Regions from separate parts of the Homo sapiens genome. Here region 2 is linked to region 1. The links are chromatin contacts, found by Hi-C or POLR2A ChIA-PET in ENCODE. All regions are on one chromosome and are shown on one strand. The core of a region is the stretch at or near the end of the contact, and the rest is flanking DNA. Distances in the headings are between cores, read along the strand shown. Region 1 has its middle 52 kb from the start of LINC00917. Region 2 has its middle 76 kb from the start of FENDRR.

What was found. A loop is a pair of places that touch in the nucleus more often than their neighbours do. ChIA-PET counts read pairs that join two places held with the same protein, here RNA polymerase II (POLR2A). Pooled maps may share reads with other maps.
Region 2: a loop to region 1 is called in a map of transverse colon, with 2.8 times the contacts of the local background. The contact joins two enhancer-like sites. A Hi-C loop is called at or near these places in 4 of 168 maps with a recorded cell type or tissue (endothelial cell of umbilical vein, heart left ventricle, sigmoid colon and 1 more) and 3 of 50 pooled maps. POLR2A ChIA-PET finds 5 or more read pairs at or near these places in 2 of 52 experiments (AG04450 and HEK293).

The regions. Positions count from the first base shown.
Region 1 is chr16:86,395,683-86,400,506 of GRCh38, forward strand. No RefSeq gene overlaps it. Among named protein-coding and RNA genes, the nearest start is that of LINC00917, 52 kb to the left of the region's middle. RefSeq lists enhancers at 799-1,438, 1,243-1,842. Within about 2 kb of position 1,394, at least 8 of the 41 ENCODE cell types and tissues checked have a DNase peak (open chromatin) inside an H3K27ac peak, as active enhancers do; they include sigmoid colon and transverse colon, where a contact is called at or near this core.
Region 2 is chr16:86,430,286-86,435,373 of GRCh38, forward strand. It overlaps the pseudogene LOC401864. Among named protein-coding and RNA genes, the nearest start is that of FENDRR, 76 kb to the right of the region's middle. RefSeq lists a silencer at 3,009-3,238. Within about 2 kb of position 2,511, at least 4 of the 41 ENCODE cell types and tissues checked have a DNase peak (open chromatin) inside an H3K27ac peak, as active enhancers do; they include sigmoid colon and transverse colon, where a contact is called at or near this core.

The DNA of each region.
Region 1 (4,824 bases), core at 144-2,643:
GCTGAGATATTTATGCTCCCAGGGACGTTAAATCCCTGGCATGATGGTCTGCCAAGCATGTGGGGCAGAGCAGGCTCCAGCCACCAGAGAAAACTTCCAGCTGGGAGATCTTGGTGCTGGGAATGGTGAGGGCTGAGGAACAAGAGCTGCCCCACAGAGTCTGTTCCCATCTGTAAGCCTCAATTTCACTCTCTGTAAAATGGGAATATTTAGAGCACCTAACTCATGATATTTTGGGTGATAAAAAACAGATTATGATTATAAAGCACAATAAATGCTAGCTGTCATAGCTACCACTGTGTTTATCCCTCGGACTTCTTGTAACCTCTGCCGTGGGACTGGACATCCTAAAGGTCAGAGTCTATGTTGAGGTCAGATATGGCACAGTGAAGAGCAACGTCTTCTCAATCAAGCAGGGCTGGGTTCAAGTCTCAGCTCTACCTCTGACTGGGGAACCTGGAGCAGTGAGTCAAGCTCTCCTAACCTCAGTTTCCTCTTTTGTAAAATAAAGTAGATAGAACCACTTTACAGGGTTATTGGAAGAGCTAAAAGAGATGTTGCATAAAATCATCTTGAACAGTGTCTCTTCAAGCTTGGAAAGGTGATAAAAATTAATGTTTTCCTAAATTCTCCTTCCTTGGTTAACCACTTGGCTATGAAGATTTTATTGGCTGGGATGAAGAAGGAGGACTAAGAAAAGAAAAGTCAGAGAGAGGAGAACAGGAGGAAGATAAAATGTAGACACACGCTCACATGCACACACACAAAGACACACATACACACACACAGGCAAAGGCCAACTGAAGGGACCCCGTTAGCATATAAACAAAAGGTGGGGGGTAGCCCCGAGCCTCTTCTCTGACAGCCAGTGGCGGCAGTGATGAATTTGTGAAGTTATCTAATTTTCCACTGTTTTAATTAGAGACTTGGGCTCTGAGGCCTCGCAGCTGGCTTCTTTGTGCTGTATTCTGTTGCCTGACAGAGAAAAATGTCTCCTGTAACGTCAGCCAAGCTCTCCGCCAGACCTGAGCAAGCGAAACTTCTGGGATTCATAAACTTGTGGTTTCTGGGTAGAGTGGCGTTTAAACCAGGACTCAGTGGGGAAAGGGCAACATGGCCAGCTCTTCTCCCCAGCGAATCCTCGGAACCAAGGTTGGGGTCCACCATCATCGAAGGGGTGCTGCGGAAAAGGCACGGCCCAGAAAGCCCCCTGAGGATTGTTCTGGGGGTCCTTGATCCTAGTCCATGTGAAATGGAGTCTCCTTGTGGCATGTAATTGAGCCCAGCTTAGAAAGGCCAGTGCTCTGCTTCTCCGAGACAGTGCCTTTGATTGCAGAGTGTGTGATCTGAGTAATTTAATTTATCGCTCATCTTTTGCCAAGTGATCTTTTTACAATGCTGCATTTAATGACTCCACAGCTGGGGTAGAGGCTCTCCTCGCCCTCCCAGCTCTCTGGCTGCTGTCTTCCTGTGACTCACTTTAACAGGAGGCGGGTCAGGAGGTGCAGGAGGAGAGGGCGGTGCGGGAGTCAGGCATACCTAGATTCCTATCTTGCTTGTGCCATGTGGCCGGTGGGCACGGCCTGGGAAGAGTTCCATCCTTGAGCCCGTTTTCTCCTCTGCAGAGTGACAATCACACAAATATTGATTGGATAAGGAAGACACAGGGATTGAATGAGATCATGAATAGCAGAGAGGAAAGGAAATTGCTAACTTAGAAAACAAAATGGCCCCTGTGAGATTCCAATAGGCTTTGGGGAGGAAAATCCTCTAGCTGTGTTACAAATGCTTCACATGGGTCGGGTGCAGTGGCTCGCACCGGTAATCCCAGCACTTTGGGAGGCCAAGGTGGGCAGATCACCTGAGGTCAGGAGTTCAAGACCAGCCTGGCCAACATGGAAAAACCCCATCTCTACTAAAATACAAAATTAGCCGGGCATGGTAGTGCATGCCTGTAATCCCAGCTACTCTGGAGGCTGAGGCAGGAGAACTGCTTGAACCCAGGAGGCGGAGGTTGTGGTGAGCCGAGATCACGCCATTGCACTCCAGCCTTGGCAACAAGAGCAAAACTCCGTCTCAAAAAAAAAAAAGCAACTATTTATTTCCACTCATGTGTCTACAGATTGGGTGGGGAGCTCAGTCAAGTCAGGGTGGACTGGGCAAGGTGGCTCTGCCCAAGGTGCAAGCCCAGTTGGGCGTGACTTCTCACTGGTGGTTGAGCTCAGATGTGCTCCATGTGTTTCCATTCTGGGGCCAAGGCTGAAGGCACATCAACCACCTGGGGAATGATCCTCTGTGGCAATGGCCAAGCAGCAAGAAGGTAAGCTCCACTGCAAACTCATTTCAAACCCCTGCTTATATCATCCCTGCTAGCATGCCATTGGCCAAGTTAAGTACCAAGCCATATTCTCCAAGTCAAGGGATAGGGGAGTCTATGCAACCTACAATGGAGGAACTGAGAAGGTGCAAGGCAAAAGGAGTGGATACAGGAAGGAGAGGGAGATGAGAGTTGGGTCAATGCTTGGATCTACACGTATTCACATTTCACAGAAGAGAACACTGAGCTACAGAGAGACTAAGTAATTTGCCCCAAGTTGAAAATCTGGTAGAGAAGAACCGGGGTCAGCAAGTGTCCTGTTTCAATTATACCTCGTGATAGAGCTGGACAGTTGCTATTCTGGTGTCAGGTTTAATCGTACAGACAGGAAACATGGACCCCAGATGTGATGATGGCATTGCCTTTGTGCTGCCTCACACCAAAATCTGATAGCAGAAATGACAGCATCAGAGATGAGTCTGGTAGACTCTGGCAGACGTTGCTGGTTGTCAGCCCACCATCCAATCCCCCTTCTTACTTGCTGACAGAACCCCAGTTTTTTGCAAGTATTATGGGGAGGCAATGTGGACGGAAGAATGAATGAATGGGTGCATGAATCCTCGTTGGTCTAAGCCATTCATGGCCGTCCTGTTCTTTTCTGATGTGGTCATTGAGACTTCTGGCCAATGAGAAATAATGAGAATTCTAATGGAACAGGAAGATGTCTAGTAAATACTTTCCTGATAAAGAAAGATTGTGAGGAGTAGTACAATCTATCCCCTTCTTCCTGCTTGTGAAGCTGACTCATAAAGATGTGACAGCTGCCTTCCATTCATAAGGGAGATGTCACAGTACATGAGCAGATGGGAAAGATGAAAAAGATCTTGAGTCGCGAATGATATATGCTCAGATGCAAATTCCACCAGGGCAAGGACTGTGTTTATTCACTGCTCTACCCCAGTTCCTATACTGTGTCTCAACATAAGACACTCAAAAACATTTTGTTGCATGAACGAGTCAATGAATCACTAAACTTTTGAACCAAGCCTGGGACAACCTACCTCAGGTTTCTTTTTAAGTGAGATAATAATCCTCCTACTTAAGCCACATTTTTGGATGTTGTGTTCCCTGCAGCCCAGAGCTTCCTGGAAGTACATCTGGGAATATTCAGAGGTGAGTCTGGAGAATGGACATAACAATATCTACCAAACTCAACAATCCTCACCATGATGCTTAAGGAAAACAAAATGGCCTAGTCTATTCAAGTCCACCTCGATTCCAGAGAGCTCTGAAATGTTGCCTGATTCTTCCCAGACTTCAAGCACTTACTTGAACACTCCTATTATGATGCCCATTTTGCAGAAAAGGACATTGAGGCTGGCTGGGTGAGATCAGCTAATGTACATAAAGTCCACAGCTCAAAGGGGTGAAGCTGTAAAGTGCTTCCTACATGTAAAGAGGGACAAGTGGTCAAGAGACTGGTGTCAGCTCCACTGAGGCTCTACATTTCACCGGGAACTCATCCCACTGGGCACCATGTTTTCACCTGCACCAAAGGGTGGGCTCTGGGAGGAAGTCCCCCCTGGTTCCCTCCAAGGGGAGACAGCAACAGACTGTGAGAAAGGGCCAGTGCAGGAGGCGGTGGGCATCCCTGCAGGGCTGGATATTGAAACATTTCCATAAATAAAATTTAGTTATTTTAATCTAAATAGGCCGGGCACGGTGGCCTATTTAGGTGGCCTCCAGCCAGCAGGAGGAACATCCTGAGGACAGGAGCTGGGAGCTGCTTGGGTTGGTTCCCTGATCAGCAGGGATGACGAGAAGCTTCTGGCAGGTCTGAATTGAGAGAAGAAAATGGGTGAGGGAGAGACAGAGAAAAGCAGGATGACCCTGACAACCCCACTAGGTCCCATTCTCAGCCCTGGAAGCCTCGCCAAAAGGCAGTTGTGGTAGGAAGACCCCAGCACTTTGTGTCAAGGTGGACTGAGAGAGGATCACTGGCTCTGATGTCTACCCCTAGGTGCCCTGGGCAACTCATCTCTGAGTGTCACTTTCCTCATGGAGGTGGAATGGAACCCATGGCCAAAGGAGGACTAAACCATCCTTCTGTGTGAACACGTGGCTTGGGTCCTGGCACCTGGGGAGTGCTCAGTGACTGAAGCCTGCTGGTCTACCCACGTCATCCCTCAGCCCATGCTAACTCTGACTCCTCTATGCCCACTGCCAGCACAGCCTGCATGCAGGCACCTCCCGCCGACACCCCAGGCATCCTTGCCCGACTGCTCCCCAGCCTCGTTCCCAGCCCTGGCGTTCTGCTGGCCCTGCGTTCAAGGGTGGTGTTCCTGATGTTCATCTACTGCTGTGGCATAGACAAGGGCTCCCCAGAGACCCCTCCTGTAGCAGGCATTGGAACCCACACTTTAGGGGCCAAAGTGTCCAAGGTGGCAAAGGAGGAAAGTGTGTAGAAAACTCAAGGCAAAAGCTATGCACCGGCCGGCCTGGAAATG
Region 2 (5,088 bases), core at 1,261-3,760, 36 kb after region 1:
GAGGGGTTGGTGGGGGAGTTACTGGAACCCCAGACACAAAGAGGCCCAGTGGAGAGGGGCCTGTCCAACAGGAGCTGTGGCCTTCTTCAGAGGGACACAGCCAGCCTATGTACAAGTCTGTAGCAAGGCCAGTGACTACCCAGCTTCTCTCCCCACCTCCCTCGCATCTCTTGCTGTATCTTGATTTGGCTGAACTCAACAAGATGCCAGGGCAAAGGAGCCTGATTAATACGATGCAGGGGAGTCCACGTTACAATCTCTGAGGGCACAGAGGGAAAAGGAAGGAGAGGCAGACACAGGGAGCAGCTGGAAAGTGTCCAGTGCATCCACCCAGCACCCAAAACACCCTGCCCAAACGTCTGTGGTGCCAAATGCTCAGTGTGCAAGCTCCCCAGCAGTGGGGGCGTAGCAAGTGACAACCACTGGCGTGCACTTGGACATTGGAGTCTGGACTCGTGTGGCCAAGAAGCTGGAAGAGAGGAGAACCACTTCTGGAGATGGTGCTCCTGACAGCTTCACTGCACCCGCTCCCTGGGGTGCCAATGGCCGCAGCGCAGGGGGCTGGGGCTCATGCTGTGGCCTCCGAGCCCAGCTCTGGTGGTGGAAGCTGCACCCCACCAGCCTGATTCTATGCTTTCATTTCCCAGGCTCTCATTTCCACATCTTAAAGCCTTCTGGAAATTCTGTAAGCTTTTCAGTATCCCTTTCCAAATTCCTTTGCTGCTGAGTAAGGCAGAATGAGTGTCTGTTGCTCCAACCAAGAGCCCTCTGTGATACTGAGCAGGGGCAGCAGTCAGGGTCCTGGAAGGAAAGAGGCAGCACCCTTGGCTGGCGATCTGGAGAGCCTTTAATGAAGGGACCAGTTACAGAGGCTCACACAGGTGAAGACAGCCAGAGACAAGCCTTTAATGAAGGGACCAGTTACAGAGGCTCACACAGGTGAAGACAGCCAGAGACAAGCCTTTAATGAAGGGACCAGTTACAGAGGCTCACACAGGTGAAGACAGCCAGAGACAAGCCACGGCGGGATGCCATGGCCAGCCTGAGACTAGAGAGGGCAAGGGGAGCTTGGAAGCATCAGAGATACGGAAGAGAGGAGCTGTGGTGAGAGAAGGACAGGGCCACCGGCAGGAGGAAGAAATGGCCTGACATCTCTCGTCCTGCACACCACTCTGCTGAAGGCACCTCCCGCAGCTGAACCCAACCGGAAGCCAGGGAGAGGATGAGGGGGTTCAGGCTCTGTCGTCTCCAGAGTTCAGAGGTGGACAGAGAAGACTGGCACTGGAGCTGGGGAGCACAGTGAAGGGTAGCCAGCCCCAAGGAAGGCCAGGGGCATGGGCGCAGGGCCCACTGCAGGCCTGGGCACTATCGAGACACGTTCTCCACGCGACCTCATTGAATCTTGACGGTGGCCCTGCTGAACAGCCTTGGAGGTGGGCTGACGGGATGCAGCCCCGGGGCCGGTCTGACTCAGCACCAGAGTGGCAGCTACCTCACTTGAGCCCACAGCAGCCCTGCTGGCTGAGCAGGGCAGACGCACTGTTACTGTTTTCACCATGAAGCAAATGGGCTCAAAGAGGTTAAGTTGGTGTCTTGAGTATGTATATATGCGCAGGGGCTCACTGCTGTAACAAGCAACCCCAGGTTTCAGGAGCTTCACCTGACTCATGCTCCTCTCTCGGCACAGAATGTGGGGCAGTAGGGTGGGTGGTTGGCTCCATGGAGCCATTCGAGAGTCCAGGACCCGTTTTCTAGGTCTTGGAGTTTCTTTCCCTGGAGCTCAGTGTCCGGCCAGTAGACAGAAAAAAGAAATCATAGCAAATGGCAGGAGAAGTTTCAGGGGCAGCTGGCACTCTTTCCCATGTCCGCTGGCCAGAGCTCAGTCTCGGGTCCTGCCTGGCTTCCCGGGGTGGGAGATGAAGTCGGCCTGTTGCCGCGAGGGAGGGAGCTACGTGCATAGGGAGGTGCTCGGGCTGCTCTGCAGGGCACCCCCGAGGCGGGCCCGTGGCAGGCCGCACGGAATACAGAACCCTGTCGCTGGGAAGGGTGAGGGTCAGAGGTGGGAGACGGGGTGGGGAGGGGAGCAGTGCCCACTGTGCACACCTTAGAACCTTGGCCAGGGTTTTGGAAGCCATTGAAGGGAGTGGTGTCAGCTTGCCTGAGGGTCCTCAGCTAGTTAGGCACAACCCGGGGCCCCAAGCCGAGCTGGGAATTTTAGCTCTTGGAGCTCTGCCTCCGCCACACCGTGCACCCTGCACGGAAAGCTCGGAAATCACCCCAGCTTTCCTAGACGGTGTCTGCTACCTCTCACATCTTCCAGGCTTTGGATCTCATTCCCTTCCCCCAAGCCTAATGCATCATGCTTGCCCTTATGAAATTTCCCGGGAGCACTGTGAGACTCTGGGATCCAGAGGGCTCCAAGTTTGGGGTAGGCAGAGCCCTTCGCCTGCCCTGCGTGAGTCCAGCCCACAGTTTCTAGGAGACGCCAGGGAACATACCGCAGGCAAGTCGCCGCAGAGCTGGCTGCAAGACAGGCGGCCTTACAAATTGCTCTGTTAAACCTAAAAGCTCCAGCAATCCCAGGGATTACGAGGCGCCCTGGCGAGGCCTTGTTAGGACCGGCCTCCGGGAGAACACGGAGGGTATTTACATTTGTTGAAGGGCTCATTTTCGTGAAGGATGACAGGGCCTCGGCCCCAGAGGATCATGTGTGCATGGGCTTTTTATTTCCAGCAAACACTCAAACTCTCAAGGGTCAGATACAGTGCAAGGCAGAAATCATGCTCAGCTGCAGGCAGGGATGTGGCCGTGTGCTGACCCAGTGCCCTGGAGCCAAGGGGTTTCTTCAGTTCTGGTTTCCGTGAGCTTGGCAAAGGTGACACCTGTATCAGATACCTCGTCTCTACTACTAGATCACCGCAGTCTCACCTGCGGTCTTTGGCTCCTTACTCTAGGCACCACTATGGCAGCCAGACCTTCATGGTTCCAAACACATTCTGCAAAGCACCTTACTGTGTCCACGCTGGACATAGTCCTCCTCCCACTCTGGGGACTTCCTGTCACCTTGGAGGCCGTGGATGCTGTGGCACCTGCCCAGTGCCCAGCCACGCACCAACAGGAAAGACTTCATGCATCATAGAGTAGATAATTGGCCGATGGGCAGCATGAACCAGTGGGCAAATTGTTCTCTTCTCTCCTCCTTGGATGGTTGTCCTGAGAAGCAGTTGTCTATATGGATTTTTGGAAGAGTCCCCTAAAACTGTGCAATCAATTGCTCCTAATACCAAGTGCTGGCCAGTTCAGTATTGAACCCTCCCTGGGATTCCACCCCCTAATCCAATGGCAGAACATTAGGTTTGCCTTGACTTCGGTTTTCTGGGGAACATGCACTCATATACGCACTCTGTACACACACACTTGCACATGTATGGAAATGGCGATTGATCCTTTCTTGATCCCAATAAGTCATGGGATCTCTCTTTTCTTCCCACACAATGATTAACAACAACAATGTCATGGTCATCACTATCTATCATTTATAGAGCTCTGTGGCAGAGACCAGCAACTCGTTCTCCAAATCATTTTCCTTTTCCTCCGAGGAACACAGCCATCCACATTTCCCAACCTCCCTTGCAGTTAGGGGGAAATGAGTGATTGAGTTGTGGCCAATGACAAGTGACAAAAGTGATATTGACCACTTCCGGGCCTGATCCATCAAAATCTAGCATGCCAGCTCCCATCCTCCATCCTCTCCACCTGCTGAATTAAGAGGTCTCCCGATACCTGGGAGGAGGAGAGCCTCCCATGAGAACCAACCAGCTGGGAAAATCAGTGCTGCACTGTTATGTAATGAAGAAAAAACTTGCTGCGTATGGAGCCTCTGACACGTGGGGATTAGGGTTTGCAATGAGAAAACCATCCTCATAAGTGTGACTTGCCTGGTTTTGCCTCAGTGGACTTCTATGCACTACCTCATTTAATCTTTTTGTTTGTTTGTTTTTTAGACAGAGTCTCACTCTGTTGCCCAAGCTGGAGTGCAATGATGTGATCTCGGCTCACTGCAACCTCTACCTTGTGGGTTCAAGTGGTTCTCCTGCCTCAGCCTCCAGAGTAGCTGGGATTACAGGTGCCTCCCACCACACCCAGCTAATTTTTTGTATTTTTAGTAGAGACAGGGTTTCACCATGTTGGGTAGGCTGGTTTTGAACTCCTGAACTCAGGTGATCCGCCCGCCCCGGCCTCCCAAAATGTTCGGATTACAGGTGTGAGCCACTGCACCTGCCCTAATCTTTTTTAAATTCTGTACTTTATTAGTGAAGTATGTTGCTCTACCTGCCCCACCCCACAATACGAATCTCACCCAGGATCCCCATCCTTTTCCCTCATTCCCCCTTCCCCCTCGACACCCCTGCACAAGTGCACCAGGAGTCCCTGACCACTGGCCATTTGGAGTGTGTCCATTGGGTAGCAATGTGGAAACCCCCAGGGCCGGTGTGAAAACCCTCCGGGCCTTTGTGGGGAACATGGAGGGGGCCGAGGGAGTCCTAGGAGGGGCTTATTTGAGGGTCCTGGCCACTTGCTTGCAGACCAGTTTGATCTCCTCATCATGTGGACAGGTAGGGGTGAATTCTTCCCAGGCATAGGCACTGCCCAAGCACCGATGCCATCCCCGGAAGGTCTCAGGGATGGGGAAGCCCTGGTACTTCTCACAGTCCACCTGGACTATGCAGAGCTTTGACAACAGGCTGCACTCAACCAGGGAGAGCTCGTTGCCATCGAGAAACCTCTTCTGAGAGATGCCCTCATCTTCAGCACTGCTGTCATCCACTTCTTCTGGGAAGGGGGATGTTGAGTAACTGTCTAAAACCTTCAGGGCTCTCAGGAGCCCCTTGTCCAGAGTATCGTTGAGTCCTGCATTTGAACTTGATGTAGGCAGAAAAGTCGGCAAATACATCCAGCCCAGCTGTGTTTGACTCAGGATTTAGAGCTCTTAGCTTGGGGTACCTGCAGGGGAACAGCACTGCCTCCAGAAATTCCTCAATCTTTTGGGTGTCTATGTGTGCTTCCATGCCACGCAGCAGGAACAGG